4 separate regions of the Mus musculus genome follow, and all the other regions are linked to region 1. A link is a loop called in an ENCODE intact Hi-C map of the cell type or tissue named here. Cell type or tissue: heart. All regions are shown on one strand.

The links. A loop is a pair of places that touch in the nucleus more often than their neighbours do. Peaks named below come from ENCODE experiments on the same cell type or tissue, not always from the same donor. Only the 100,000 strongest peaks of a DNase experiment are listed, where the experiment ranks them.
Region 2: it touches region 1 in a loop (9-fold over the local background); 3 of 42 quality-filtered maps call a loop at or near these places.
Region 3: a loop joins it to region 1, with 2.9 times the contacts of the local background. A loop is called at or near these places in 9 of 42 quality-filtered maps.
Region 4: it touches region 1 in a loop (3-fold over the local background); 3 of 42 quality-filtered maps call a loop at or near these places.

The regions. Positions count from the first base shown.
Region 1 is chr12:83,497,672-83,505,671 of GRCm38, forward strand. No RefSeq gene overlaps it. Among named protein-coding and RNA genes, the nearest start is that of Dpf3, 14 kb to the left of the region's middle. In heart, CTCF peaks have their summits at 499 (motif pointing left) and 4,757 (motif pointing left); no DNase peak of the experiment used is centred here; H3K27ac peaks cover 829 bases.
Region 2 is chr12:83,068,726-83,076,725 of GRCm38, forward strand. It overlaps Rgs6 (regulator of G-protein signaling 6), which reads left to right. Exons shown (of 17, transcript NM_015812.4): 11 at 770-868; 12 at 1,873-1,934. Among named protein-coding and RNA genes, the nearest start is that of Gm31187, 10 kb to the right of the region's middle. RefSeq lists an enhancer at 3,670-5,688. In heart, a CTCF peak has its summit at 3,568 (motif pointing right); a DNase peak (open chromatin) is centred at 4,726; H3K4me3 peaks cover 1,260 bases; H3K27ac peaks cover 4,853 bases.
Region 3 is chr12:83,210,371-83,218,370 of GRCm38, forward strand. It overlaps Dpf3 (D4, zinc and double PHD fingers, family 3), which reads right to left. Exons shown (of 11, transcript NM_001267625.1): 10 at 5,958-6,039; 11 at 3,381-5,441. The coding sequence ends at 5,371. Among named protein-coding and RNA genes, the nearest start is that of Gm51988, 60 kb to the left of the region's middle. In heart, a CTCF peak has its summit at 3,571; no DNase peak of the experiment used is centred here; H3K4me3 peaks cover 286 bases; H3K27ac peaks cover 3,950 bases.
Region 4 is chr12:83,364,213-83,372,212 of GRCm38, forward strand. Dpf3 (D4, zinc and double PHD fingers, family 3) reads right to left here. Exons shown (of 11, transcript NM_001267625.1): 2 at 6,292-6,452. Among named protein-coding and RNA genes, the nearest start is that of Dpf3, 120 kb to the right of the region's middle. In heart, CTCF peaks have their summits at 785 (motif pointing left) and 3,478 (motif pointing right); no DNase peak of the experiment used is centred here.

The DNA of each region.
Region 1 (8,000 bases):
ACTCAGAAATCCACCTGCCTCTGCCTCCCAAGTGCTGGGATTAAAGGCGTGCACCACCACCAAGCCCGGCTTTTGTTGTTGGTTTTTTTGTGGTTGTTTATTTTTGGCTTTACAAGACAGCGTAGCCCTGGCTGTCCTGGAACTCCCTCTGTAGACCAGGCTGTCCTCAAACTCTCAGAGGACAACCTCCTGCTTCTGCCTCCCAAGTAATGCGTTTTAAAGTGTGTACCGCCACCACCCAGCAGACAGCAAGTGTTTCAATGTAACACCCAAAAGAAGCTTGGATTTAAACCTACTGGGGTGAACCAGCTCTCCCATTACTTACATGGTACTTTTTGACTGTTGAGAAGTTTCATGCATAGCTCTGGTAAAATACTTGTAATTTCCTGGACCTGAGGGATGGCTCAGCCGTGAAGAGCACTGACTGTTCTTCCCAAGGATCCAGACTTGAGTCTCAGCGCCACAGTCTGTAAATCCCATTGCAGGGGATCCAACGCCCTCTTCTGGCTTCTGCTAACACTGCATGAGAGTGGTATAAATACATGCAAGAAAACACTCTGCAGATAAAATAAAAATAAGTAATACAATCTCTAAAACTATATACTTGTAATTTTCTGTTTCATCACCCTGCAAGGTATGGATTGCATATATGGTTGGTAATTTGGCATTTCCAATGCCTGGACTGGTCACTGGCTAACAAATGATAGTTAAAAGATTCAATAGAACCATAAAGAGTTCACCCAATTTAGTGATACAAATCTTACCCTACTTGTAGAAAGCATGTTCTATTCACACCTATTAGGGATGGCTAAAATGGTAAAGAAGCCAAAAGGGGTAATATTTTCCCACAACCTGGCAGCCCAGGCAAGATGATACAGGTTTGAAACTAACATGGGCTACATAGCAAGATCCTGCCTAAAAGAAAAGCAAAATTCAGTTAACTCATATTGTCAAAGATGGGGAAACCAGGATACACACAATGATGGGGAGTTTGCTCCGCTCCTTCGGAACAGTCCAATCCAGTCCACAGTCAAACTCGGGGATTACTGTACGGCCCAGCAATTCTGCTCCCAGAAAATGAAAACCTCTATCTATACTCAGGGACTTGTACTTGAATGTTCAAAACAAGATAATTTGTAACCTTTAAAAGACAGAAACAGGCTGGGCGTGGTGGTGCACGCCTTTAATCCCAGCACTCAGGAGGCAGAGGCAGGCGGATTTCTGAGTTCGAGGCCAGCCTGGTCTACAGAGTGAGTTCCAGGACAGCCAGGGCTACACAGAGAAACCCTGTCTCGAAAAACAAAAAACAAAAACAAAAAAAAAATTCATAGATAAATCAAAAATGGAGACAAGTTGAATATCTATCATCAGACAAATGGACGAATTACAAAAGAGTAGGTGACCTGGAAAGATGGCTCCTGCCTTAGGAGCACTGTTGTGCTTGCTTTACAGAAGACCTAAGTTCAGATCTCAGCCCTGCATCAAGTGACCCACCCAATCACCTGGACCAGGCTCTGTTAGGATCCAGTGCCCCTGGCCCCCAAGGATGCCTACACTTGTACACACCACACACACACACACACACACACACACATGAAGTACTACTATATGCCACAATGTGAATGGATTTTTTTAGCTTATTTATTTCTGACATAAGGTCTCATTATGTATCCCTGGGTAGCTTGGAAATCATTAGACTAGGCTATCCTTGGATTTATGCCAGTCTTGCTGCCTCTGCCCCATAATGCTGGGATTACACAGGAGTCCACATTACCATGCACGGGTGGACCTGACGTTAAGTGAAAGAATCCGGTCACAGGTCACAGGCCGTGTGAGTCCAGTGTTGAGAAAGCAGAGAGAGAGGTGCCCAGCCTTTTCTTAGACTTGGAGGAGCAGGCGTAGGGGAATAAGAGGATAATACAGGACATGTGGTTTCTGCTTTTCTGAGACATATTTATCTTTAGTTATGTGTCTGTGTCTGTATATGCACACATGTGTGTGGGGACCTGAAGAGACGAGAGGAGGATAGCAGATCCTCTGAAGTTAGAGTTGCAGGTTTGAGCCGCCTGAATGGAAGCCAACAGACTAGGCTTCTGGGAACTGAACTCAGGGTCTCTGCAAGAGCAGATGCTCTTAATCACTGAGCCATCTCTCCCACTCTCATAAAATGTCTTCTTTAGGAGATAAAAAAAAAAAAAAAAAGACTGTCCTCAAGTGGGTAATGGTCACACATCTCTGAACAGACTAAAAGCCATTGAACCATACACTGGGGAAGGAGGCTGTGTGGTAAACGAGTTAGATCTTGATAACATTTCAAAAACTCCCTCCTCATAACAAATGACAGAGCCCCACACGTGTGTGTGTGTGTGTGTGTGTGTGTGTGTGTTGTGTGTGGCTGTTTTTGTTTTGCTTTTTTTTTTGCGGGGGGCGGGGGGGGGCTGGGGGGAGGTGGTTTGGTTTGGTTTGGTTTAGATCAGCATTGAGCATGCAGAAGACATTGTATGGGATTCAGTTTATCAGTCAGGGGATTCTATACCCATCATAACCACCTGTTTCATAGCAGGTAACACGGGATGAAACTGTGTTCCCTGGAAACCTTAAAATCCTGAAGCTGTAGCCATGACTAAATATGTGAGCTCATTAGCAGGTAGTACAGGTCACGCCATCACACCTGGAGGCCGAGGGGTTTCTAGAAAGTCTTTCCACGCAGCCAAATAAAAGCATTCTCATCTTACGTATTAGCTACACTGGAGAGACTCCTAAAGCAAACCCTCATAAAGTAAGGGCCGAGGGGAGGCTGGTGTCCAACGTGGCCACGCCTACCCCATCCCTGAAAGCAGCCTCGTCTGGCCTCAAACATACTTTATAGCCAAGACTAGCCTCGAGGGTTGATTAGAAGACCAGCCTTGTCTGTGGGCCAGACTGCCTCTGCCTCTTGAATGATTACAGGTGTGCTCCTGACTTTCTGTGACTGGGGCAGGAGAGGGCGTTTTGTTTTGTTTGTTTGTTTGTCTTTGTTTCTCCTTTGTTTGAAGGCAGGCTCTCCTTCTGGACCCTGACCTGGCCTCATGCTCACAGCAATCCTCCTGCTTGAGACTCCCAGGAGCTAGAATTACAGGCATGAGCACCATGCCTAGTTTATGTTTGGCTTGTGATTTAATTGAGAATACAGGGGTGGGCAAATCACGAGAATAAAAGTCATTTGTCATTTTTACGTCTTTAACTAGCTTTATCATAAATTGTGAGGTTTTTTTTATATAAAATCTCATAAAACGTCGTGAAACACTTATAACAATATTAAAGAATATAGAAGTACAGGAGAAATAGAAAAAAACTTTTAAATAAATCAGAAAATTCACTTCTGGCAAGTAACTTAATCTTGAACCTCAGTTTATTCCTCTGTAAAATGTAGCTATTCATACCAGCTTCTACATATGGCAATGTAGATGATACATAGAAATGTCACTGATAGTGCCAGCAAGGTAACTTGGCAGATAAAAGTGCCTGCCACGGAGACTGACAACCTGAGCTTCATCCCTGGGGCCCACATACTGAAAAGAAAGACCTGACTCTCACAGGTTATCCTCTGACCTTCTCATGGATGCCATGGTGCGTGTACCCGCGAACACTTCTTAAGTCATTTCTTAAAAGACCAATGACTGCCGGGCGTGGTGTCGCACGCCTTTAGTCCCAGCACTTGGGAGGTAGAGGCAGGTGGATTTCTGAGTTCGAGGTCAGCCTGGTCTACAAAGTGAGTTCCAGGACAGCCAGGGCTATACAGAGAAACCCTGTCTCGGGAAAAACAAACAAACAAACAAACAAACAATGACTGAGCTGGGGACATGGTGGGTAGAGCACCCACCTGGGATGTGCAAGGCCCTGGATTCAACTTCCAGAACCACAAAAGAAGAGAGAGAGGAAGAGCAGGAGGAAGAGGGCAAGGAGGAGGAAGAAGAAAATGAGGATGACAAGTAAAAGGAGGACCAGCAGGAAGAGGGGGAGCAGGAGGAGAGAGAACAGGAGGAGGGAGAGGAGGAGGGAAGAGGAGGGGGAGCAGGAGGAGGGAGAGGAGGAGGAGCAGGAGCAGGAGGGGGAGCAGGAGGAGGGGGAGCAGGAGGAACATGAGCAGGATACATAGTAAGCACTTGAGAGCTACTTCTTCCTGCTGGTCAGTGAGTGAATGACCAAGGACTGGTTACTGAGGAGGTAGAGGCATGGAAAAAAAAAAAAGCCAAAGGACAAGGAGTAGTGCAATTACAGGAACCAGACTCTGGTCACCAAATCTGAAGCCTAATAAGACTGGGCTGCAGTGGGTGCTAAGTCCCTCCTGTGTGAGGGGAAAGAGGTTTCAGACCAACCAGAGCTAAGTGAGGGCAGTCTGGCCTGTTCAACCCCCACCACCACCACCACACATACACACACACACACACACACACACACACTCTTAAAGAAGGGACCCGTCCTGCCAATGCTTTCCTTTTGAGGTATCATGGAACTAGAATCAGAGGACCATGAGATAGGATTAAACTTAACTCTCAGGACACAGTAGTTATTCGCTGTTGATAGGGATGTTTCAAAAGCCTGATTTGTTGGAAACCAACGTCTAGACCTCATTAGCGTCCCTTCTCCCCTGATGTCAGGTTGAGGGAAGAGTGGGGCTTCACAACTCTTCTTTACTGAAAAGAGTCTGGCCAAAGTGGAACACGCACACCAGAGTTCCGAGACCCAAATTTGTTACTGGCAATCGAGTGCCCTCTAGTGTCGGTTAGTGGAAAGACACATTTGTAAACAAGTTGAGAAACTCCTAGACATGCCAAACAGCAGTATCTTCTTACATGGATATGGATATTAGAGAGTAGGGAGGGGTATCGATAAAATACAGATGTGGGGTCAGAGAAATGGTTCAACCGGAAAAGGCACTTTCTGCCAAACCTGATTCTGGGTACTGTCCCCAGAATTCATGTGGTGGAAAGACAGAACTGATTCCTGCATGTTGTTCTGATCTACAGAACATATGCTTGGTGCACACTATACACACACACACACACACACACACACACACACACACACACTACGCTGTCATCAGAACTTGTTTTGTCTTGTCTTGTCTTTGGGCTGTTTTTATCATATAGGCTGGCTCCAGTGGAGAGAATATACGTACCCACTTTCACAGCCAAAGCAGTGCTGGCATCAATCTATTTGACAGTGGGGAAAAAAAAAAAAAAAAAACCCAACCACACAGACTTACCTCCACAAGCTTGTCAGTCCAGTTCTTAAGGGTGCCAGGAAGTTACATTCAGTGGACGCAACAATTCCCCAAGCAAGTATTACCTAGCTCGATGAGGCTTGGGCTGAGAAGGTAGGAAAACTGCCCTCGAATGCAAAGACAGAAAGCCTTAAATGTCGGGAAGAGCTCACAGTCCGAACCTGCGTTCTTCCTGCTTTGAGAATCTGGAGACATACTGCCTCTTGATAAGAACTCAGAGTGTGACCCAGTTACTCCCTTTGCACCTGATGTCTCCGGCGCCTTCCATTTCTTCCTATATGAATGTAGTACGAAAGTTCTGAGACTTGAGCCAGATAATGATCAATTACCTGGAAAAGAACATCCAAAAATATGGTCTGAGATCCGGTTTACCGACTAGGCCTTCCAGAAAAATTCCCAAAGCCAGACCTATGGATGATCAAAGTTTCAGAAAACTGTTGTTTGATATGGAAGTCACTAAGGACACCTACATTCCTCTTTTTAAACATTTATTTTCACTTTTAATATATGTATATACGTAACTGGCGTCTATTTTAGGTAAGAAGCCCCCAGGAGAGCAAGGCAGGAAACAGGGCAGAGTCCTGAATTTGTTCTGTGCTGCATACTGTACAGTGGTCATCGCTTAACAATGCTCTGATTTCTGGGAACCCTGCAAGGGACTCTCTTGCAGAGCCATGGTTAGTGCACAGGGCCCCTGTTCTTCCTGCCTTCCCTTCTGGACTCTTACCCATCCAATACCAGGAGTGCTCTCTTAATGGATGGGTGGAAATAGTTTAGGCAGAAGTTGAGGAAGGAGGAAGAAGGTAGTGATGGCAGGCTTGCTTTCAGAGCTAAGAGGCCACATAGGCTTTGAAATGTCCCAGATGAAACAAACCCCAAAGCCCCAGAGCAAAGTTGTCACTTACAACTGTTACCGATGGTTGTGGGCTGCCATGTGGATACAGAGAGCTGAACTCAGTCCTCTGTAAAAGCAGCCAGTGCTCTTAACCACTGAGCCAAGCCATCTCTCAAGCCCCTGGGGACCTATTTATAATTACTAGGAAAAAAAGACATCTTGGGGACTGGAGATGTCAGTAAACAGTTGAGTTGGTAAAGCACTTGTCTAGAGTGTACAAAGTCAGCCGGGCGTGGTGGCGCACACCTTTAATCCCAGCGCTTGGGAGGCAGAGGCAGGTGGATTTCTGGGTTCGAGGCCAGCCTGGTCTACAGAGTGAGTTCCAGGACAGCCAGGGCTACACAGAGAAACCCTGTCTAGATAAATAAATAAATAAATAAATAATAGAGTGTACAAAGTCCTATGTTTAAAACTCCAGCACGATGTAAACCAGGTATAGTGGTGCACACCTATAATCTCAGCACTCTGTAGGTGGAGGCAGGAGGCCATACTTGAACATACATGCATACTTGAACATACATACTTACTTACTTGAACATACATACAAATATGCATACTTACTTACTTGTACATACATACATACATACATACATACATACATACATACATACAAGACCAGCCTGGCCTACATGGCAACTTTTCTTTTCCTCCTGTCTTCTTGTCTTCCTATCTACCTTTTTAATTTTTCTTCTACATTTATTCGTGTGTGTGTGTGTGTGTGTGTGTGTGTGTGTGTGCGCGCGCGCACTTGTGCACGCTAGCGTGAAGGCCAGAGGACAACTCTCAGTAGTCAGCTCTCTCCTTCCTAGTATGTGGGCTCTGGGGATCAAATTGAGGTCTTCATGCTTAGTGGCAAGCGTCTTTATCTCCTAATGTGCATACACACATGCAGACAAAAATAGACAGGCGGGGCTGGAGATGAACTACAATCCGGAATTGGAAGGCTCACCAGTGACCCTTATCTGGAGGCTTGGAGATCCTTATCTGGATCTTGGTTTGAAGATCTTGAGCCATAGTGGCTATGGATTCCAGAAGATTGAATCTCCGAGTTTAAGGAACACACCTTTAATCTGGGCTATGCCTTTCATCTGGGATTAAAGGTGTGGTGGAACACACCTTTAATCTGGGCTCCACCTTCTGCTGGAGACAATATAAGGACATTGGAAGAAGGGAGTCTAGCTCTTGCTCTTGCTCCTTTGCCTGCTTGCTGCGTGAGACTGAGTAACTGCTAGATCCTTGGACTTAAATATCCGCCGACGAGGGCTTTGACTGTGTTTCCTGCCAGCCCTATGTGGTGAAGCCTGTGGTGCCCGTCGCTCCACCAGAGCTGGTACCTGTGAAGGTAAAAGAGCCAGAGCCCCAGTTCTTTCGCTTCGAGGGTGTGTGGCTGACAGAAACTGGCATGGCGGTGCTGCGTAACCTGACCATGTCACCACTGCACAAGCGGCGCCAGCGGCGAGGACGGCTAGGCCTCCCAGGCGAGGCAGGGCTGGAGGTTCTGAGCCCTCAGATGCCCTTGGCCCTGATGACAAGAAGGATGGGGACCTGGACACTGACGATCTGCTCAAGGGTGAAGGCGGTGTTGAGCAAATGGAATGTGAAATTAAGCTAGAAGGCCCCGCCAGCCCTGATGTAGAACTTGGCAAAGAAGAGACAGAGGAAAGCAAAAAGCGCAAGCGCAAACCCTATCGGCCAGGCATTGGTTTAAATAACTTTAAAAGTCCCACAGTCTTTACATATTCTTAAAATTTCAATTTCTTTAAAATAGCCATCTCTTTTAAAATCCAAAGTCTTTTTACAATTAAAAGTCTCTTAACTGTGGGCTCCACTAAAACAGTT
Region 2 (8,000 bases), 430 kb before region 1:
ACTATATTTCAAACCTAGTCTTGATGTCCTTACTTAGTCTTTAATCGCCCTAATTCTAAGATCCCAGAGTTTTATACAGCTCCATGTGTGACATCTGAGCCTTCATAATTATTTAGATTTCAGCTGTTCACGGCATGTCCTTCGGGGCTGTTTCTTTCCCTCTTCATAACACCACAGACTACTTGAAAAGCAGCCATGACTGTAGACTTGTGTGGAAACGGAGGCCAGAAAGCTACTTAATTTGAAAGGAGCATGAGCCAGGAAGCCTTCCATCTCGACCCTGTACTAGGGGGTGCATGTTATCTGCTGGACAGCAGGAGACCCATGGGAGACTTTTGAACATACCTTCCAGCCGTTGTCCTTCCAGCTGTTGTCCTTAAGCTCAATGTTGACCACAAATCACCTGAGTTGTTTGCTTAAAGTGCAGACTCCCAAATTGTGATTCAGTCAGTCTGGGGTGGGACTCAGCAATGTACCTCTTGACTAAAGACCCCCAATGGATGCTTTAAGGTCAGTTGGCCTCTGGATCGTATTTAGAGAAACAGTGCTATACATGGAAACCATTTTAGCTCAAGGAAATGAAGGATTTCCTCGGTGTTGTAGCCCAAAGAGGATGTGGTCCCTTCAGAAGTCTACCATGGGAGAAATTCAGGGTCAAGTCATTTGGCTGGATGCCAGAGAGATATTAAAAGAAAGAGATGAAGGGTTGGCTCCCAAGGCACCCACGACACTGAGGGTATGCAATTCATATTTTTGCTTCGTCTTCTAGTCAGTATATGGTGTGACAGACGAGACCCAGTCACAGAGTCCAGTGCACATACCAAGCCAGCCAATCAGGAAAACTACAAAAGATGACATCCGAAAACAGGTGAGTGAATCCTCGAAGTGTGACCCACGAGCGGCAGAATCCAGCTGCTGGATGACTTCAACCTGTGTGTGCCATGGGTGACACTTTTAGAGAGAGTGAGAAACTCTCCACCGTGGATCCCTAGCAGATATTGGAAGGGGTGTGACTGAGCTATCTCAGTTGTGAGCTGGCTTTTGGGGTCAGAGTTCCCCAGTGCCTGCTGTGAGACATAGGGAGGGAAAGGTAGACATCCCATCCTGGAGGAGTTAACATTATAATGAATTCCCAGAATGCACCAGTCCAGGACCACTCTCTATATATACCTCTATATTGCTAAGACTCCAAGGGAGGACATTACAATAAAGAGAGCTCCATCCCAAAGTCTTGGCAGCATCACTTTCTACTCATAACTCACATATTATTTTATGTCTTGATGAGGAAGCCGGATTAACAGAGAGTGGCTAAGGACGTCACTCCCTTCTGAAGTCTACTCTTTATTATGCTTTGCTGGCTTCTGATGGGCCAGGCAGAAGAGTCACTTTAGATGCCTTTTTCTGACAAGCTTATGGCTAGGTGGGAAGAAAGAAACAGACAGATGCAAAATACTTGATTTTAGTTAAACACAGCCAGTACGTGATTGTGATATATATGTGGAAACTGGGCAGAGGAATTATTACAGGGGTTTAGTCTAAAATATACTCTTGTAGTCTACATATTGTCTATCTATTCTGTTGCCTATGTTTTTGACTACATGCTATCCTTTGATTGAATGATTTGGGAGCAAAGTAAAAATGAAATGATATTTATGAGCAGGTGAAACTGAGATGCTAACCTGTTTTAGAATCCAGAGTGTGGCAGGGATTCCCAAAAGGGCAAATCAGTTGCTGGAGTTTGAGCTACAAGGTAACAGTGCTGTCCACGGAGTGGTTTAGACCTTGGTGTGATTGCAGGACTTGGGTTCACGGAATGAAAGAGAATCAAGCTCTACTTTGGCCTCAGCACCTATGTTCTCTTTTTCCCTCCAGATAACGTTTTTGAATGCACAGATTGACAGACATTGTTTGAAAATGTCCAAAGTGGCTGAAAGGTACGCTGCTCCCTCCCGATAGTATTACCATGTGCATCTTTTATAAAGGAGAAATGTTACAGGGTTAACAAGTGCATTCAGCCTCAGGAGACAGCCCATACTCTCTCCTTCAGTCTGGTGTACATAATCCCCAGGCCCTGTGTGAGTGTAGCTAACAGGCCTCCGAGCCTGAGCAAGACACGCTCTCTTCCTTAAGCTTCTACCATGGAACCTGGTCATTCAGGAAAGAACACCTCTAAAAAACTCCATCATTCACCTTTGCCCTCAGTCCCTTGGTTGATCCAAATGGAATCACTCCCTTTTCAGCTATAAAACGCTCAGATTCATTTTACGAGGGAAAGAAGTTATGTGAGCCCTTTGAGGCAGCTGCACACGCAGGAGGGGACTAGATCCTTGAAAGATGTCCCTCCTCCACATACCAACACCTGCTGAACTGCATTGCACCCACTGTAAAGCAAACATCGAGCCCCTGCAGCCTGGCCTCTCCAACAGCTCCCGGGCTATAATCTGCACTGGTAGCTGGTTCCACTCTGTTACCTCATAGGAGACTCAATTTTATCAACTAAATGGTCCATTTTTTTAACCTTTCAGTAAAGATATAACCTGGGGATTCTGTGTGGAATAAATCTAATCAGGCAGCCAGAACTTAATACTTATTCATCTCTATGCTGCTGTAAAAGCAGTGTCCAATTTCTGATGGAATCCAGGATGCAAGTCAGGCTATTTACTGTGTATCAGGGAAACTGAGTTCTTGAAATTTAGAGCATGCGGGGTACTAGCTGTGTGACCCACCTCTAAGGCTCTCTCTGCTGACCCCTTGGGTAGCCCACATCTTCTCTCTGGACAAATGGGAACTTATAAAACTCCAACCTCAAATCCAAAGCCTGGATTAGTGATCTGCTCAGGATACCAAGGACTTATGGCATTTTTATGTTGATTTGTATGTATGCCCTGTATGTGTATGTACACTTCATCTTGTATGCTTGTTGTTATTGTCCTAGTACTGGGAATTGAACCTCACACACTGTGGGCGGGTGAGGTATTACTACTAACCTGTGTTCCCAAGGCCTTCATTTCCTTTTTATTTTGAAAAGGGAATCTCACTAAGTTACCTGGGATGTCTTTGATCTCCCTCTGCAGTTCAGGCCAGCCTTGAACTTGGGATGTCTTTGATCTCCCTCTGCAGTTCAGGCCTTGAACTTGGGATCCTCCTGAGGAACTGGAATTACCTCTGGGTCCAGTCATAAGGATTTAATTTTTTAAATTATGAGTATATGTGTATATATGAGTATATGTGTATATATATGAGTATATGTGCATATATATTTATGAATATATGTGTATATGTATATATGGAAATATGCACAGGAGTGCAACTGCCTACAGATGCTAGAAGAGAGCATTGGATCCCCTGTAGCTGGAATTACAAGTGGTTGTTAGCTGCCCAGTGTGGGTACAAGAAACCTAGCTGGGGTTCCCTACAAAAAGCAGTATTCTTAAGAGCTGAGGCATCGTGTACTTTTAATAGTAAACTTAGTTGTTGACATTCTGGGCCAGACAATGGCTTGTTGCATTTCTAAGTTCCTATCCTATGCCTCAGAATGTTATACAGCACTCCTAACCTCTATCCACTAGAGGCCAGTAGTGTCATCTCACCATTGTGACAACCAGCAATGCAGCAGAGCATTACTAAATGTGCAAAGGGACAGCAGCAGCAAAGTTGCCCCCGTTAAGAATTATGGTGTTCCTGCATTCCATCATGCAAATGCCTCTCACAGTGCCAATGGCTGAAGCTCCCATCACACAGAGAGCAGTTATTCTAAAGTCCCAGGTGTTGACAGCTGCAGGCTAGGCTACAGGAGGCTTCTTGTCCTTGCTGTCAAAATATGGGACTCCTGGCCAGCACACCAGCCTCTGAAAGTGCCTTTCTGTTCCAAACTGAGGATACCTTTGCCTCCCACCTGCAAAGAGCCAAGAGCAAAGCTGCTGAAGTTGCCTTAACGTTCCTGTGCTGTGGCTGTGAGACCATCAAGCCTCTGTTTGGGAGGCAAGATACAGAAACGGCTGACCTGGCAGGCTGCAGTATCTGTGTGCATGGTCATATCTGACTTGGAAGGACTCTTAGGAGAGAGTGTATACAGAGCATCTTTCATCAGGTTCCCATGTCCAGGGTCAATGTTCCAAGGCCAAGCAATGGGAATTCCTAAACCCAAGCCCTAGGCATGGACCCAGGGGCTCCAGGGGCGACTCAAGCAAGCTGTACTTTGAGCTTTAAGTGGAAGAATCTGGTGTCTAAGGTTCTGGGAACGCTATTTGCAGCTACATAGCCTGGGAACTCACTTCAGAGGGGATCTCTGAGTTTCAGCTTTATCTTATCTTTGGGGTAACTGGAGAAGCCTAAACCAGTTATTGTGAGATACCAGTCAGAATGTGGTAGGTGATATGTCCCAGGAGGGCCCCGGAGCAAAGGCAGGGAGTCTGGCAGGTCCCATTGTTTGTTTGTTTATGGGCTGTCTGGGAGGAGCCCCAGCTGGTACATCTAATTACACCGGAGAGGTGCTCACACAAGGGCTTATTCCAACCGCAAGTCCCCAGCCAGAAACTTCCAGGAGTCCAACCCCAGCAGAGGCTGGAATTTATTCCTGGCAGCAATAACTGACAGCTCTTCAATTCGACGTAAGGGTTTTCATTAGAGCCACAAGCAAACTCCCAGAGAGCAGTGGGGGGAGAGCAACCGGGTGTTTGCTGGAGATAAAGCGGCCCAGGCCTAGCCTGTCAGCTGCTGTGTTCTGCCAGGAGGGGCTGGGGTGGTGGCACTGGCAGCTGGCCAGAGGCGAAAACTGAGCTCTCCTGGGTGAGCCACACAGTCCCATGCCTGGGATCTGGTTTCCCTGGGCCTGCTCCAGGTGATAAGTGTTAATTAGAATTGTGTCCCCCTGAGGAAAGGTCCCTGCCTTTTTTTTTCCACTTAGTTGCCTAAGAACCCAAGAGGTAAGAAGCTGTTGCTGGTGATACCGGCGGCCAGTTCTGCAAAAGCAAGAACTGGGCAGGATTAAAACCTGCAGCCAACAATTAGAGGGACAGAGTAGTCAACTGGTGTATCTAGGGACCCACTAGGGAGGCTTGACTCCTGCCTCCTCCGCCATTTCCTGTGTTCTTGATGAAGCAAGTTGCTCCGTCTCTCTTTCTCTGCTTTTCTGCTTAAGAGGAGATAGTGTTGCTGGTTAGCCCACAGGGTTAAGGAGTGAGCCCAAGCTTGAGGCCTGGCTCCAGTCCTTGGCACTCAGGTCCCTTCCCCAAGAGCAGGAAGGACTAGTAATTTTCCAAAGTGGTGATTAACAGTCCCTCTGACAGGAGCAAACCTCAGGTATATGAGATGGAAGGAGGAGGGAGACCGGCCTTGAAGATGACAGTTCTGTGTTAATGCAAGTCTTCCCAGCCAGCCTCTACCTCCTCTCTCTGACTCCTATTCCGAGCCCTGCAGACTGCCCAAGGCCAGCACGGAAGCTCTCGATCTGTGCAGTTCCCCTTTTCCTATCCTATAGACACACCAATCCCCTCTCCTCTTCCAGGAGGAAGTGTTCTGTATGGAGGGACTGGCTCTTTAGATCTCCTCGGTTCATTACAGTTTTGAATATTCTGTGCATTGTGCCTAACAGTGTTTAAATGCCCCTGAGACGTCAGTATCTGTGTGCTTCCTGGGCTGATTCTTGCACTTTCTAAATGTGTAACCCTGTTCTTGACTCCGAAATAACAATCACTATATACTCAAATCAACTTCCCAGATACATACCTCTCACTACTCTGCTTTCTGGTCTTAACTATTTTAAGTGAAGACCCTCCTTAAATGTGGCTCACAAACTTGCCTTCCTAAAGAATGAACACTGCCTTCCAGCTCATTTTTCTGGATGACTTGAGCCAGTGTACTTATAGTTTGCTTTTAAACTCCTTTAAGCCGGGCGATGGTGGCGCACACCTTTAATCCCAGCACTTGGGAGGTAGCAGCAGGCAGATTTCTGAGTTTGAGGCTAGCCTGGTCTACAAAGTGAGTTCCAGGACAGCCAGGGCTATACAGAGAAACCCTGTCTCGAAAAACAAAACAAAAAAAAAAAAGAAAGAAAGAAAGAAAGAAAGAAAGAAAGAAAGAAAGAAAAGAAAGAAAAACCTCCTTTAAGTCCCTGCTCTTCAGAGACAGCACACACAGCTTCCTACACAAAATGGCCCTAGAGTGCTGTGTTTTTTAAGTCTCTGGTTCAAATTCTTACATCTTGGTCTTGGTTTTCTTTCTTTCTTTCTTCCTCTCTCTCTCTCTCTCTTCCTTTCTTCCTTTCTTTCTTTCTTTCTTTGTTTCTTTCTGGGTTTTTTGTTTTTCATTTTTTTGGTTTTTGTTTTGTTTGTTTGTTTGGTTGGTTGATTGGTTGGTTAGGTTGGGTTTTTGAGACAGGGTTTCTTTGTGTAGCCCTGCCTGTCCTGGAACTCACTCTGTAGTTCAGACCTCAAACTCAGAGATTCATCAGCTTCTGCCTGCCCCCGCCCCTGCCCCCGCCCCTGCCCCCGCCCCCTCGAGTGCTGGGATCAAGAGCTTGCACCACAGGTAATATTCTCTCTCTAAACATGCATCCTCTCTTCCCAGGCTGTAACAGACAAGGCTTATCAGTTAGCTGTGACTTACAAAGAACCTCTATATTCAGAAGCCTAACACTACAATAGCTGCCTTCCTCTGCCCACAGCAGATCCATCCATCCCCCCCACTCTCACCACCCCCCCCACCCCACCCCCGCCGCCAGGGATGGCCAAATACTGCCAAATGCTACTTACACTATTTTCTCCTATGCCTACAAACCCTGGATATCAATAATAACTCATAATAAAATAGGACGATCATAGCAATGTATAAGAGCGATGTAAATGCACCCTCTTTTGGAATTCTCGAGGACTCGTGTAAGGAACAAAGGATGTGCTTTGTGGCTTTTCTTTGGTGCCTCTGGATCACACGCACTACCGCTCAGCCCAACTTGAGGCAGCCTTCAGTAAAACAAGGGTTAGTTGGACACCAGCACCGCAGTCCACAACAGTGGATCCGATAACACACGTAGAAAGTAAGTGACTAACGGGAGGTAGGATATACAGCATGGAAACACTGGGCAAAACTCATGTCTTGGGTGGAGATTTTATCACACTGCTCGGGCCAGTGCGTGACTTTAAAACTCATGAATTATTTGTTCCTGGAATTTTTTCACTTAATATTTCCGGGCTGTGGCTTATCATGGGTAACTGGAGTTGCTGGAACAACAGAATGTAGGAGAGGCCATTACTCTATGTGTGTTCGCTCTTTCTCAGGTGTCTATTCGCCAACTGGTTGCATGAGCTAAGCTGCACATTTGCTCGCAGCTGTAGACTGGGTAGGAAGCTCTGCTGATCCTGGCTGACTGTCTCATGTATATGGCTTCTGATCATGTAGGACGGCTTCAACAAGGGCAGTTGTACTCTCTTTTACATGAACTCTCATCCCCAAGCCGGCTAGTTTGATATCACTGGCACAGAAACAACAAGAACACAAGAACAAAGCATACGCATGCAAAACCCAGGTTACAAACCCCGATAAGATTAAAAGGCCTGAGTATTACAGTCCATTTCTAAAATCAGTCTGCCACAGCAGACAGTGGAATCACAATGGCCCTGATCCTAAAGCAGTGGTTCTCAACCTGTGGGTCGTGACCCCCATGGGGGTCACATACCAGATATCCTGTACATCAGATACTTACATTAAGGTTTGTAACAGTAGCAAAATTACAGTTATGAAGTATCAATGAAATAATTTTATGGTTGGGAGTCACCACAACATAAGGAACTGTATTAAAGTTTCACAGCATTAGGAGGCTGAGAACCACTGTCCTAAGGGCAGTGTAAAAGCTCTTTCCCACTAGCCATGTTTTTCTTAATGACAATAAACTTGGAGGCATGGAGTGTGTTTCTCCTAGAGACTCTGACGAGACCTTTGTGTTAGTCACCTGCCTGTTTGTTAACTGTGACCAAATACCAAAAAGAATCAACTTAGAAGAAAGA
Region 3 (8,000 bases), 290 kb before region 1:
CTCCTTAGAAAAACATTTCCAGCTCTCAAAAACTCTGAACCAATCCATGGTTCCCAGGCTGTTCCCACACTCGGGGCCTCTGGAAGAGGATCATAAAGATCTCAAGGCCTGAGGATACTGGAGAATAGCCAAAGAGCCCAACTCACAGATGACCTCAGCGGCCCTTCTGACTACCGATAAATTAGATTCAGTGCATGAGGGGTCTCAGTGGGGAAACCTGTGGACTTGGGGGAAAAGACTGGGGTTCTCCCCTTTCCTCAAATAAAGCTGAGCTCTTGAAAGACCGAAAGGGCAGCAGACAGTGGGGGACATGGAGCCTTGTCTGTTCTGCCAGGCGGTAGGAAAAAGGTTGGCTAGGCCCTCCTACCGCACTTTCCAGCTGCTGGAGTCAGGACCTATGGACCTAAGTCCTGAAGCAGCAAAGCCTGAAATTGCTCCCATGCCCAAGGCTGTAGGCCAGGATCAAGCTCACCCTGCTACCATCTGTCACCTGACCCTTGCCAATCTAGACCAGTGGGGTCTTAGAGATTTATGTCCAAATGTTCCAATGGCACTCATCTGTGGGAGTGGAAAAATCCACAGAGACTCAGGCAGGAACCTGGGTGGGGTGGGGTCCCTCCTACTTCCACAGGGTGAGGGGTACCCAGTCCCTCCCTCCTTGCCGTCTGACAGTTCCCTCAACCAGCATGGACCCAGAGTCCAGGGAGCCCACAGAAAAGAGAGCTGGCTCAGCGTCCACTGCTTGGCAAATGTTTGGCTTTTGTTTCTTTTTTCAAACAATTTTGTTTTCTAGGGCTGTAGGACTGAGGGAAAAAAAATTGTCCTGATAATGCTTCATACCCTCTCCCATTGTCCCTCTGCTTACAGATTCCAACAGCACCCCCTCCATCAGTATAGCCTCACCCTGACTCAAAGTTCCTTCCCATCTCTTCTCTTTATTATGCTAACCCCGACTCCCCACTCCCCCAACCCAACTCAGGAATGCTGGTCTACTACAGGGGACAACAGCACCACTCCTGCCTGGAGCTAGGCCTGGGAACACACACACACACCTTCAGTGACAATGTGAGAATGACTATGACCCAGGAGCCAGCTTCTCCCTTCTCCATGACTCTGGAGTTCGTAAGAAATACTAAGAACAGACATTATTGAGTAGGAAAGAGGCACTCTCACCTCAGCACTTCCAAATGGCGGAGGGAAGGCAAGGGGATTCTCAGGACCCTGCCTGGGCCACCCGCCAGCCAAGCAAGACTGCCTTGAACATGTAACCCAGAAGAGGAAAGTAGCAGACCCTCAGCTGTGCCTGTGGCAGCCTGGGGTTACCCGTGATTTTTCTTCTACTCACTGCACTGAACTGGCTCCCATAGGAAAAGTACCTCCAGTCCTGTTGGTTTTCTTCCTTAAAATACCTGGACTTACACATGCGGGGGCTGGAAGGGATCGTTCTTGAAGACTAAAGTGCACCAGGAATGAAACCCATATCTTCTTGCTCTGCAAAACCTCCTCTTAGCTCCCCTGATCAGAATCTTCTCTCTCTCTCTCTCTCTCTCTCTCTCTCTCTCTCTCTCTCTCTCTCTCTCTCTCTCTCTTTCTCTCTCTCTCTCTCTCTCTCTCTCTCTCTCTCCCCTCTCCTCCCCTCCCCTCCCCTCCCCTCCCCTCCCCTCCCCTCCCCTCCCCCTCTCTGGCCCCCTAGTCACCTAGTCATAGGAGGGTCTCTCAGGCTGAGCCAAGGGCAGCAGTGACTCTCTCTGCCTAGACCCAGCTTCCCATCTGATCCTGAGGCACAGTGCACAGCAGTCTGGAGACTGGCTGGCTTCTGCCTCTAGTGGTGTCAGGAGGGGTTGGGAAAGAGGACAGGAATGTCAGGTCCCTATCTAGAGCTCCAGTCCTCTTTCCTTGCCCGTTGCCTGTCCTGGATTTACTATAGGTCCCAAATATAGGGTCTTAAGAGTGTCTAGAAAGAAAGAAAGAAAGAAAGAAAGAAGAGTTTATCTTCCAACCGGAGTTCTTCAGCTACCACATAAGGATGTAAGGCTGTAGTGGAGCAGAATAGCACTGTCGGGGACTTGAGGGGTCCTCAACAGAATCATTGTCTCCCCTTAGTAACCTCTGGACAAAATGACAGTGGCTACTACAAACTGGAAGTCCCATTGTTAGCAAGACCTGCACCATGACACTTCTCAGCAAGAACTACTCTATTAGCCCTGCTAGATCTCTAGACAGGTCATCTCTCTCTGCCTCACACTCATGGGCAGTGAGGCTCAGAGAGGCAAAGTCACCTAACCAGAGTTAACCAGCTAAAAAGAGACTACTACATTTGAACAAGTGCACAGTGCCCTCTACAGAAGTTGGCTCCCATTCCAAGTGGTTAATCATGCTGATGGTGTGTGTGTGTGTGTGTGTGTGTGTGTGTGTGTGTGTGTAGTCTGTCTGTGTCTATCTGTCCACATGCACATGCATTTATGGTATCTTTGTCCTCAAGTCCCCAAACCCTGGGCACCTCCCATTACCATCCAAGCCAAATCATGGTCCCCATGACCACAGCCCTGGCTTAGGAGCCTGACCATGGACAACAACCTGGCCCTTGACATGTAAGCCTCCATCCATCAAAAGGGAGATTCCAAGGAGACTTCTAGCTTTGGCTAGAAGCCACAAGAAGGTGGCTTCAAAAAGCATTTGGAGTTCCCACAGACACACCTAGCTCTGCAGTTGGTTGTTTATGTAACATTATTCTTCCCGGTGTCAGTGTGGAATAGAAAAGGCAAATGTTCTCATTTCCATTTCACAGATGGGTACATCGAGATCTGAGGGTGCTAAGTGATTTGTCCAAGGTCACATACCATCCAGGGGTAGAGGGGACACTAGAACCCTGACCCTGTGATTGCTGCTTATTCCAGGGCTCTGAGAAAGAAGATATCAACTTTACTTCACTAACACATTCCTTTTCCGATGCAGGAGGATGGCTCTGGAGACCTGGCCTGCCGTACCCTGACACGACATCTCCAAGCTGAGCTGCTCTCCCTACTCTCTCTGCATGGAGAATCAAACCAAAACCTCTGAAGCATAAAGGCTGAGCCCATTCTCCAGGCCAAGTGAAACAGAAGAGAAGGACCCCAGGAGCCTTTAAGAGTCCTGAGCAGCCCCAGCGCCGTGGACAAGCTCCGACTCCTGCCTTGGGCTAGAGAGGCATGATCCCCATCAGCTATGCTGGGCCCAAGCAGGGCTGGATATAGAACACCTGCACTTCTGTAGAGAGCAGACTCATGTACACTCCAGAAGGAGACCTGTCAAGACTCAGAGCATAAAGGTGGAGGGCTTTAAACATATTTTTCCCCCACCTTTAAGCTTGTATAACATTTCAGAACATTTGGGCCTTTTTTCCCTTCTGAAATTAATTTAATATGATCCCCCAAACAAGTAGTTAGTCTCTGAAGATACTCTGCTTTGGGTTTTGTGGAACGAGAGAGCCCGCAGAGTCTGGAGAGGGAATGTACCCCTCCGTGGAGACGGGCCATTCCTCCAGCCCTCCCTTGGGTCTTTTGAATCCACACAGGCACAGCAACCAGCAGGAGGAAGAAGAGAGCTTGAGAGGAGGAGACAGATGCTCTCTGGACAGGGGCCCTTTAAATGAGATCATTTCGTATGCATGGAACTAGCTCTGAGGCCACAGGGCCTGCAGGAAAGTGACCCCCACTCTCTTGCCACAGGTCACTCTGCAAAGAAGTTGCAGGGGGGGTCACACTGCTTGGTTCCATGCCAGGCTGCCCTGGGTCCACGTGCCAAGAGCAATTAGCCAGGGGGAGGATGACTCCTGTGGAGTGGCAGAGGCCATGCTGCCGCTGGGCAGAGGGGCCCAGCCAGCCCAGGTCTCCAGGGGCTTCTTCAGGAGCTGACGACTAAAAATAACCCAGGCCTTTGTTGCAAGCTGCTGGACCACAGCGATGGAGCTGAATCCAGGGAAGCCGAGCATGCGCGAGGGTCCTGCTCACGGAGACCTGCCCTTTGGGCAAACGATTTTTCCAGAAATGTGTCAGTTATCATGCTGGTGCCGTGCGTCAAAGGCAGCCCAGCCCACTCCAGCCCTCAAGGCTTCTCTTCTGACACACAAGAGTTCTCAGAATCTAGACCTTCCTACATCTTCTAGAAACCTTGCTTCAAACGAGAGCCCATTCCATATGGGGGAGCTTAGGGTGCAAGAACGGACAAGGGCTCTGAATCATTGCCACCCAGTCACAAGTAATCACTGTGCCCAATGATCTGGTTAAGTAATGTTCATCTCTTCACCATTCTAAAATTTCCAGTCACATCTCAGTGGTCATTGGCAAACATATACTACATGGAAGGAAGAAATTGCCCAGAAAAGAAATCCATAGTGTAGCATCAATACTGGGAGAGTTTCTCAAAGCTACATACAGTCTCTTCTAACCAACCCTGGACTGTTGAATGGGCATCCTTTGCCCACCTCTCCAGAGCTTGAGTCCCACCCCCCAGAGACTGAGCCAGACCTTCACGGTCAATTCGGTTGGGGGCAGGATCTTCAGCACTTTTCTGTGTTTAGAGACTGTGTTGTCTCACCTCAAGGACACCACAGTTCTGAAGGTCAAGGAACCACCTAGTCCCTCCTGAGGAACAGCAAATACTGGCTGGCTATAGCAGGGCCCCAAGTGTTCCTCCCATCTCCCAGGCCCTCTGAACCCCTGATCAAATGGCAGTGCAGTGGATCAAGGTCATCGCAGCTGGGGATGCTACTGCCAAGGCTCAAATGCTACAACTTCTCTTCTCAGCAGAGACTAAGAAAACCAAGACATTTTCCAAGTTCTGTCTTCAAGATGGCCTCCAAACATGGATGCTTCCAGTGAGACTCGTAATAGGCAGGAGCTTCCCCACCACGGCATTTTGTTCCTCTGTGAGTTTCAGGATGAAGAGCCTAAGCTAAGGGTGAGGACACTCTGTGACAAGTTCTTGAAACACAATAGACAACAAAACAAGAACCCCACCAAGCAACACACGAGTGGTTGATGAGCAGTCACAAAATGGCTTCCTCCAAAACAAGAAGCAACAAAGAGAGATGCCTGTGACAGTGAACATGAGGAAGTTTCCACAGAGCCGGGGCTGGATTATTCTTCAAAAGTGCCAAGTTCCCGCTGGTAGAAATGAGGAAGAGCTGGCTGAAGGATGTGTGGGGTGGGAGGTCATGGGTAGGGCGAGAAGTGAGTGGAGACCTTGCTCCCTCCGTTCCCTTCTGTAACTATTCGTTTTCCTTGTAGTTGGTCTGTGTGCATATACAGGAGGAGACCTCCATCTGGGTTGAACAGGGCTTCAGTTCAGCCTCTCTAGTGGTGGGCTGCACTCTGTGACCTGGGTGGAGCCCTAGGCCTGGCAGCCAAAGGCTGATGCTTTCTCTTTGAGCAGCTCCCAGCATAAATGGCAGCTCCAGCTTCCTATAAGAGACAAAATGACATCAGTATCAACATTCCCCCAAACTCTAGGACCCCAGCCTCACTGCCTCAAGGTCTGGTAGCTCCTCTTTTCCCTCGACTTTTATAATGCAGAGACCAAGTCTCTGTTCTGAAGGCAGGCAAAGTCAATTGCTCAGTGGAAAGGTAATGCAGAGCTATCAGAGCAGCTGTTAGAAAAAGCCCCACCCCTTAGTTGTACCCCATAGCCAGCCATAGTGAACCTGTACTAGGTCCCTTGATGCTCATACACCCCCAACCCCCAATGTCACAGCCACACATCTAAGAAACATGTCTTTGACCAATCTGTTGAAATTTCACCTGGTCACACTGTGCCTCATTTTCCTCATGGTGCCCTTTGTTAATAGTTGGTCCCACCTCATTGGGTAGTGATAAGTACATACGACAAGACCCAAAAAGCCCTTAGCGCAAGGCCTGCACCATAATAAGGGATCAATAAGAGGTGGGTGGTGGTGGTGTTGCTGAGTTCATCATCATTACCTTCTGGGGGCTCAGCCACTGGGGGATTTAAACAGTACATGTGATAGCCACGATCGCAGTCATCACAGAAGAGTAGCTGGTCCTGGCAGATACAGAGAGGAGGAGAGAGATGCAATTACTTGAGGGCAGTGTCTTCCTCCCACTTATTCCTCTCTCTTATCTCCAAAGACCAACTTTCCAGGCCCCATTTGGGCTCCTCACTGTCCCTTAAATATGGCTTATACTTCATTGACACTTAAAATTCACCCTCTGCCTCCCCAAATCCTTCACCACCTTTGGGCTTGTCTTGGTCAGGGTTTCTATCACTGTGACGAAACACCATGACCAAAAAGCAAGTTTGAGGGGAAAGGGTTTATTCAGCATACACTTCCACATTGCTGTTCATCGGTGAAGAAAGTCAGGACAGGAACTCACACAGGAAAGGACTCTGAAGGCAGGGGCTGATGCAGAGGCCATGGAGGGATGCTGCTTACTGGCTTGCTCAGCCTGCTTTCGTATAGAACCAGGACCCAGAGATGCCCAGGGATGGCAGCACCCACAATGGGCTGGACCCTCCCCCATTGATTATTAATTGAGCAAATGCCTTACAGCTGGATCTCATGGAGGCATTCCCTTAGCTGAGGCTTTCTTTCTCTCTGAGGACTCTAACTTGTGTCAAGTTGACACACAAAACCATCCAGTACAGGGCCCTTCTCAACTTACTATCTTAGAAGTCTTCCCTGATGGCTACCTTACACTCAAACTCACAGAGATTCCTTGTCCTGAACTCCTATGGCCAGTAATGTTATGGCTTTCTCTGCCTCCACCCCCACAATGTGACAATGGCCTAACATATGGGTTGAATTTCTACTCTTCCATCTGTGCAATGGACAACAGCTGTACTTGGTGGTGGCATCTGTGGCACTTCAGAACTGCATCAGGCTTTAAATGTAGGTGTTAAGAAGAGCCTCCTTCCTGGCTAGGAGCTGGAACTTGAGGGTTGTGGGAGGAGGAATATATTGGTTGGTTCTAGAAGTAGAAGACAGTCACACAGGTGAAGGGTGGTGACAGCCTGAAGTAAGGCTGATGCAGTGAAATGAGGAAACAGTCATCAATTGGTGTGGTTGTCTGGGCTGTGGCATAGTTAGCCACTGGAATGTGGGCAGGAAAGTGGCCATGGGGGCTGGAGAGAGAGGACAGCTTCAACTATAGATCCAAGGTCACCAGGGAGGGTTGACCCGGAGACTGGAGATCAGGACAGAGGCCTAGGCCTGAGCTATGGCTGTCTTTTGCTGGTTTGACTGCAAGTGGCGGTCCTAGGAGAGGAAGTCCAGAGTGTATGGCAGCAGATGTCTCTGAAGAGGTGTGTGTGTGGAGGACTGTCTGTGAGACGATATGCACAACTAATAGACAGGTAGAAATGTATATTTTGAGAAAATGTGCATTTCTGAAAATAGAATGAATCCACGGAGATCAATGACCCTGGGGAAAGTCAAGAACACACTGTCACAACATCAGCATTAAGGGACAACAGAGACTAAAGAGAGCAAAAGAAGCCCAGTCAGGGAAGAGAGTGGAAGCCAGCATACCAGCTTGACTCCCAGGTGGTACACCGTGGCATCAAAGCTGAAGGAAGCTGTGGAGTGATATGATGTGGTTGTGGAGACAAGTGACTTTAGTGATGTCTTAAAGACACCAGTAATCCCTGCCACAGCATTAACACAGGCTACAAAAAGGAAGATCACTCTAGATTGGACTCCCCCGCCCCCAAAGAATTCAAGTGTATGAGGGCACCAACATGTTTGTCACATGTAGTTGTCTCACACTGCTGTTGCTTCTTTCCCATCTCCTTTCCAGAAAATACAATTTTAAAGGAGCTCTAACTCCAAAATCTAAGAGGCTGGATCCATGGAAGGGTACAGTGCTGGTCAGGTAGGAATCTCACTCTGGGACTGGCAGGAGACGTGTAAGAAAATCCCCAATGTCCCAGCAACAACCCTGCTCATCTATGGACTCCCACTAAGGCTCTGTGTTAACACTCTCGATAAGACCAAAGTCTAGACT
Region 4 (8,000 bases), 130 kb before region 1:
ACTGAGAGATGCACCTGCCTCTGCCTCCTGTGTGCTGGGATTAAAGGCGTGTGCTATCATCGCCCAGAAGGCTTTCTTTTTTAACCTTATAGATCCTTTGCATGCATAGGATGGCTTCCAGTTTTGAGGTTCTGTGGGAATCCTGCATGTATGTCTGTCTGTCTTGGCATTTGTATGTGTTTCTTGTGCCTTTCCTTTGTTTCAGTTTGGGTTTGTTTGTTTGTTTATTTGTTTGTTCCTATTCTAGTTTATTTGTTGTTTTATCTTACTTTATTTTATTAATTTTTAGATGCCTGTTTGTTTTCTAACCAGAGACAGAAAGGATGTGGATTCAGATGAGAGAGGGGGTCGGAAAGGATCTCAGAGGAGTTCCAAGAGGGAAAACTAAAATCAAAATATACTGTATGAAAACGTTCTATTTTTAATAAAAGAAAAATAGAAAAAAGAATAAAAAGCAAAAGATACAAGAAACCAAACAGGAAATCGAGATGAACAATTGTAATCAAAGAAGCAAAAAACTTTCCCATGAATGAAGCTCATTAGCAGAATCCAAAGGAGGAAAATAAAAGAGAAATTATAGAAATTGTTCTATCTGAGGAACTGAGAAACAAAAATGAATAGAATCTCGGGGGCTGCAGAGATGGGGGGGGGGGGTGCTACAGAGATGGGTCAGCAGTTAAGAACACAATTGCTCTCTAGAAGAACCGAATTGACTCCCAGCACCCACATGGCAGCACACAAGTGTCTAATTCCAATTCTGGGGGGAATCCAGCGCCCCCTACTGGCATCTGCAAGCACTACACACATGTAGTATGCTTACATTCATTCAGGCTACATTCATTCAGGCAGAACACCCATACATACACATAACAACAAAGGTTTAAATTTTTAAACCAAAAATAGAACCTAGGGAACAAAGAGGGCAGATCTGGGGCTGTAACAAGAGACCTAGCAAGTGTGCTCTTGGCATCCCAAAAGAAAAGTGAATGGGGCTGAAGATATTGCCAACAAATCTCTCAAACTTGGAGAGAAAACAAAAACAAACAGGAAAAAAACAGGCCCAAAACTCCAAGTAAGCTTCAAACAGAATAGATTTGAATAAATCTATTCCAAGGCACATCAACATTAGACTTTTGAAAATAAAAGCAAAGAAAACCCTTGACAACAGTGAAAAGAAACGACGATTCTCATACAAGGGAGACGCCACATGACTGGCGGCAGATTTCTCATCACTAGCCGCCTTAAGACATGGCAAGTCTTTCAAATGCTACTCAGAAAAGACAATCGATTTGTAATTTTATACCTAGCACAAGTATTCATTGGGAATAAAGGAAAAATAAACATGTTCTCCAACAAAGGCAATCTAACCCTTATCACACATCTTTAAGTAAATTCGATAAGCATTCTTCAAGCACTGAAAATTGTGTTTGATGATTTGATGTGCTCATCAGTAGAGAGAAAATGTTTATTTTAAAAATGGTTCTTTTATTAGTGCCACCATCTATCCAACTGAGTTAACTGGTCTGTAGGACAGCTATCTTATAAATGAATTTGGTAAGGGGACCTGATGAGATGAAAGGTTGGGTGTGGATATGAAGTAGTTATATGAAAGAGATCTTTGCACTGAGGAGTTTCCTGTCTTGATTATAGTATTGGTTACATGGGATAAAATGACAGGATCTCCAGGAAACCCCATGGAAGAGGAGGTAGGGTGTATGAGCCAGGGGTGATAGAGTGTGGGGAGCGGGTGTGGCGGCAGTCCCAAAGGCGCCAGGGACTGCAGCTAAGTCATATGACTTGCACCTGACTTCCTCATATAAGACACAAACATCTTGAGTGCTGCGCAGGTGTACCAGGATACAGGTGAATCCAATTTGGTGGAGATTTGCCCCTGCTGCCCTGATTAGCTGAAGCCTCGTGACTGGCGAGGGGGCGTGGCCTGCGGTGCGTGGATGAGAGAGAGTAAAAAAGGAGTGAGAGGCCCAGGGTTCGGGGGAGATATAAACAAGAAGAATCAGGACTGAATAAACTGCTGTTAGAAGGACTGGTGGTCGCGTAGTTCTTGCTGGTCGAGAGCGGGCGCGACAATAGAGGACACAAAGAAAAACTAAGACCCTCTAAATCAATGAGCAAAGTTCATGTGAACTCACAGAGACTGAAGCGGCATGCATAGGACCTGCTCAGGTCTACACCAGGTCTTCTGCACTTATATTACGGCTTCCAGCTTAGTGTTTTTATAGGACTCTTGTGTGTGTGTGTGAATGAGTGGATCTCTGTTTCTTGTGTCTTCTTTTGGGCTCTTTTCCTTCTCTTGGTTTGTCTTGTCCAACTTCAATGGTATAGTTTTTGTCTTTTCTTATTATATACTATTTTTATATTTTTTGAATGAATGAGTGAGTGAATGAATGAAAACCTATACACTGGGGTAAAAGTTAACAACTGTCACTTACACCTGCTGAGAGCAGGAAAATCAAGTTTTCTCCAGTAGAGTGACACTGGGAATATCAACCACTCCAGAGCAAACCTCATGTTAAGGAGCAGTTGGACAACATATAATAGACTCCTCAGTTGTGTGTGTGTGTGTGTATATGCGTGTGTGTATGTATGTATGTTGTGTGTATGTATGTTGTGTGTATGTGTATGCACGTGTGTCTTTATTTGGTTATAGTGTGGTGGGTTTTTTATTATTATTTTGTTTTCTTGGTTTGGGGGATTTGTTTCTGTCTTAGAGTTTCGTCCATTTTTTGAAAAAGAACTTAAAGATGGCAGGCCAGGAAGGGGGAAGGGATCTGGAAGGATTTGGGGGAGGGAAGAACATGATGGAGATATATTTTCATTTTAAAATTGTTTTAAATAATAAGAAAGGAAGGAAGGAAGGAAGGAAGGAAGGAAAGAAAGAAAGAAAGAAAGAAAGAAAGAAAGAAAGAAAGAAAGAAAGAAAGAAAGAAAGAAAGAAAGAAAGAAAGAAAGAAAGAAAGAAAGAAAGGCAAAAGCTTCTCACACTTCTCACACACATTTTACCATTATCAACTTCTGGTGTGATCTTTGGGGAAAGCGAACGAAAACCAGAAAGGTGTTCTAGGTGCCGTGTGCAATTCCCAGGAGGTATATGGCAACTTAACATGAGAAGCTAATTTTAAGAAAGGAAATTCGCTGGGTGTGGTGGTGCACGCCTTTAATCCCAGCACTTGGGAAGCAGAGGCAGGCAGATTTCTGAGTTCAAGGCCAGCCTGGTCTACAAAGTGAGTTCCAGGACAGCCAGGGCTACAGAGAAACCCTATCTTGAAAAACAAAAACAAAAACAAAAACAAAACAAAAACAAAAAAGAAAAGAAAAGAAATTCTATGAATCCTCTAAACAGATCAACCCTTAACAAGTAAAACCAAAATGAAACCTATAAATCCAACTATGTAGAAGACTTACTGTCACAACTAACACAGAAGACTATCTGAAGTGACTTTGAGGCACAGTGGCTTGACACCACAAGAGGGCAAGAGATACAAAGTGCAAAAAGAAAAACTGTCAAGTCCTGTCCGGTAATCTTACTACAAATAGCCCTGCTGTTACTGAACTACCAATGTGCCTATTGTGCACTCTGTATGTGATAAAGCAAGGGTGTCCACATCATTAAATCCAGGTTCAGGGGTATATGCATATGTGTGTATTTATGCATGCATTTGCATACATGTGTATGTACATGTGTGGTAGATATCCTCATGCATGCACTCTGGTGTGTGTGTGTGTGTGTGGTGGGTATCTGAGAAAAGGGATATGGGATAAATATAGTTAAAAACAAACTATTTAAAACTGAATTGGCTAGGAAATAGTATAATTCAATAGCATTCACTTAAAAATATCATACTTCATGGGATGCTGGCTAAAACGTCTGAGAAACCATGATCAACCTAGGGAGCATAGATGCTCATTTCAGAGCATCTATGAAGACAAGAAGAAACCAGGGCTTCTAGGAGAAGCACGTCCATCTAGGTCTAAGGCAGGAAGTGCATAAGGTGAGCTAACATCGATTTGTCTCAATATCAGGAGGGCAAGGAAGCCATCAGAAGGAACTGAGGCCGTTTCCAAAGCCCTTCCGGACAAAGATGGGACAGCATAGGCATCAATCAGAATAACGGCTGCAGTGGGTTAAAGTGCATCAAACGGGCTTAAATCCGAGTTCATGATAGCACTTAAAATAACCACATTGATCAACTTTGGACAAGACCAAGGAACCAACTCATTATTCTGAAAACTGGTAAATAAATACAAGGGAAACATCCTTTATCTCCTGTCAGCTGTACCTCATAATAACCAAACGTTTTAATGAGGGGATGTTTTTCTTTACAGAGGCTGTAGAGCTAATAAATGAAAAACCACCATGGCCTCTAATCAAATGCCACACTGGGTTTTTGGTTGGTTGGTTTTGGGGGGGGGTTCTTTGCAACTCTTTAATGGAATAAGAATCTGGATAGTTATCACGAAGGGCTGGTAACGTGAGTGAAAGGGGATAATCAGGCTGCATGAGCCTCCTGGTGAAAGCCCAAACTACCACCTGCTTTTGCCAGAGAGAGAGAGAGAGGAGAGAGAGAGAGAGAGAGAGAGAGAGAGAGAGAGAGAGAGAGAGAGAGAGAGAGAGAGCCTGAATAAGTCTCCAGACCTAATTACCAATTCACAGCAATAACACCATGGGGATGCAATCAGCAAATCTGAGCTCTGGGAAACCCTACAGTGCAAACAACCCAGTTTCTTCAACAAATAACATACAAGGGAGAAAGAGTCTCAGCGAAGCCTGCAGATGTCTAAGGGCAGTGTCACAGTTGCAATGCAGGAATCCTGTCTGGACCCTAGCTTACAGTAGAGGTAGCAGGAGAAATGAATGTTGACCATTTGATTAGGTAGTGGTCCTGGGCTGGCTTGATCTTCTCCTTTGTCCTCTCAGGCAGAGGCTTGTCCTGCATCCCAGGCACACTAGCAATCCTCTTGTCTCAGCTTCCTAACCACCGTGATTTCAGGCATGTCCCACGGCACCCAACTAGTTTGACATTTTAAGTCCAGAGTATTTATACGTGACATGATGTGCTGTCCCAGATCTACTTCAAAGTCATCCGGAGTCAGGGAGAAAGGTGAAAGCTAAGCATAGATGAGACAGTCGGCCATGAGCTGCCTGTTGTGGAGCTTGGCCGTGCGGATTCTGATTTTATTTTGCCATTATCTGAATTTTACATATATATAAAACTTTTCAAAACAACAGAAAAGGTTTGTTGACTATACTCATGAAGGAGTGGCAGCAGAGGCCTACAAACCCCAGCCTGAGAGGTAGAGGATCAGGAAGAGTTCCTGGTCGTCACTGGCTCCGTAGAAAGTTAGATCAGCCTGGCCTATGTGAGACCTTACCGAAAGAGAGGGGGTTTACAAAGATGGCTCGGTCAGCAATGTGCTTACCATGAAAGTATGGAACCTAGTTCAATCCCTAGAAACCATATAAATGCACACACTTTTAATCCCAGAGCTGGGGAGGGTGGGAGAACAGGCAGATCCCTGGGGCTCACTGGCCAGACAGCCAAGCTGAATCAGCAAGCTCCCGGCAAAAGTGATAAACCCTGTTTCAAAAACCAGGATGAAGAACAACTAAGGAAGGAAGGTACTTGCATGCACACATGTAACACACCACACATGCATGCATGCGTGCACCCTATGCACACATGGAAACAGGTATAGACACATGCATGTGAGCACACACACACATATTTTAACATAAGTAAATATGACCACAGAAAAATGCATCTCTAGAACTAGTTATCTCCCTAATCTACACCAGTGGGTTTTATTCTATTCTTAGAAGCCCAGAAGTTTAGAATCACAGTCATAACAATGATAATATTCAACATTTTAGAGCATATAGTATGTTGAGTTGTTTATAGATATCTCCATTTAATCCTGATAAACTCCGTGTAGTAAATAATGAGATTATCCACACTCCACAGACGACAAGCCTCGGGGACAGAGTTCTGATGACAAAACTAAGCCTCACCCACAGCTAAACACATTTACAGATTTTAGCCAACACCCGAGGGTGGAAAATGAAGACTGCTTTCTTTGGACTTCTTTGAGATAAACACCTCACATCATCTTTGTCTGGTCCCTTGGATAAACTGTATACACAGCTAAATTTCTTCACTGTGAGTCTAGCTTATCTAACTCCCAACCCGGCCCAGCTGTGTGAACTCCTAGACACCATAGTATTCCTTCCTCCAAGCTGGAGCCGCTGTGCATGCTGGGAGTGGCATGACTTACCTGGGCCGCGGTGCCTCTTCTCCATCCAGATGTAGCAGTTGTTCTGAGCCACCCCAGTCTGCGAGTCCAGGAAGGGGAGACGCACGCTCCGCTCTGCGCACAGCCTCGAGTTGTAGCTCCGGCAGTGCTCAATGGCTTCCTTGTAGAACTGGTCCCCAAGCCTTCAGGAAACAAGAGAGCAATGGGGTGAGACCAGAGGAAGTAGAAACACAACCGGAGGGAAGCGGTCCCCTACCGTCGCTCCAGAAGAGCTGCATTTATGGCAATCAGCCAATGAGCACCAAGAGCCCTATTAAGGGACAAAATACAAATTGTCAACAAATCTCTACCAGATTCCATTTCCTGTCCCAAATCTACCAGGTCACTTAGAGACTTCTTTAAAATGGGCCCCAAAGAGCAAACCACCAGTAAACGTGACCAACCCTGTACTAAGATGTCCCTGGAGGTGGGACATTCTATAGCAATGTTCTGCTTAGGACTTAGAACATCCAGCTGCCAGAGCCCTCTCTTTTAGCATTCCCCACACTTTGTTCTCATTAGTTGCAAAGCACACCCAGACTCCCATTATGACAGAGAATTTAGAATAAAGCATTTAGGATAAAGACTACACGAGCAGAGATGTCCCATGGAGGTACAGCCATTCACTGTAAAAAGCATATGAGGAAGGGCACGTGTAGATCTTCTAAGCCCAAAGATTAAGATAATTAACTTTCTCTGCTCAAAAAACAAGCAAGAGAGGCATTTAAACTAATGTGGGACTCCCCTCCCCTGGAAATTGCTGAGGGATGCTATGGAAGGGTGAGTCACTGTCTTTAATTGTATGCCTACTAAAGTGAGTCCACTAGGCCCCAGTGCAGAGCCCCACACCCATGGCCACATAGCCCTGGTTAAACATAGTAGGTCACAAAACCAAGAGACAAGATTGTGAGACAGGAACTTGTATATGGAAGGCTGATGAGGTAAGCAAGCTACAAGACAGGTGGTAGTGGGTAAGAGAGATGAGAATGCATCGGGTGTATAAAACTGTCAGAGAATAATAGTGAGGCCACAAAGAAGGCTCAGATGTTACGAGCACTCACTGCTCTTCCAGGAGACCTGAGTTTGGTTCCTAGTATCCAGTTCAGACAGCTCAAAACCACCTGTAATGCCAGCTCCAGGAAATTTAATGTCCTCTTCAGGTCTCCACAGGCATGCACCATGTATGTGGCATAAACACACACACACACACACATACACAAACTTTTAACTAAAAAAAAATAATAATAATAATTGAACTCAAAGCAAGTCAATGCCCAAAGTTGAACCCACAAATAAAAATCTATCCTGATTTGTAGGGTGGTGATCTGACTAAACAGTCAATTTTATATCTGTGAATCTTTGATAGTCTTGGACAAGTGATGATCTTACTCAGTAAACATAATGTCAAGGCAAAACAAAAAACACAACCCATGACAATGATATAATTGTGCAGATAAAAAAAAAACAGTGAAAGCAAAAACCTAACATATAAAACACAGGCGCATCTAGGGCAAGAGCTAAGAGAGAAACCCAAATACAACAGCATAACCTCTGGCAGGAGAACCCGAGCCTTGTGGATAGAGAGGCGTGGAGGCAGGAAGGGGAGGGACATGAAGGCAGGAAGAGGAGGGGCCACAAAGATTGTGAGGGCAAACTGGAGAACTGAGTAAGTCATTTGAAGCACTGTTATA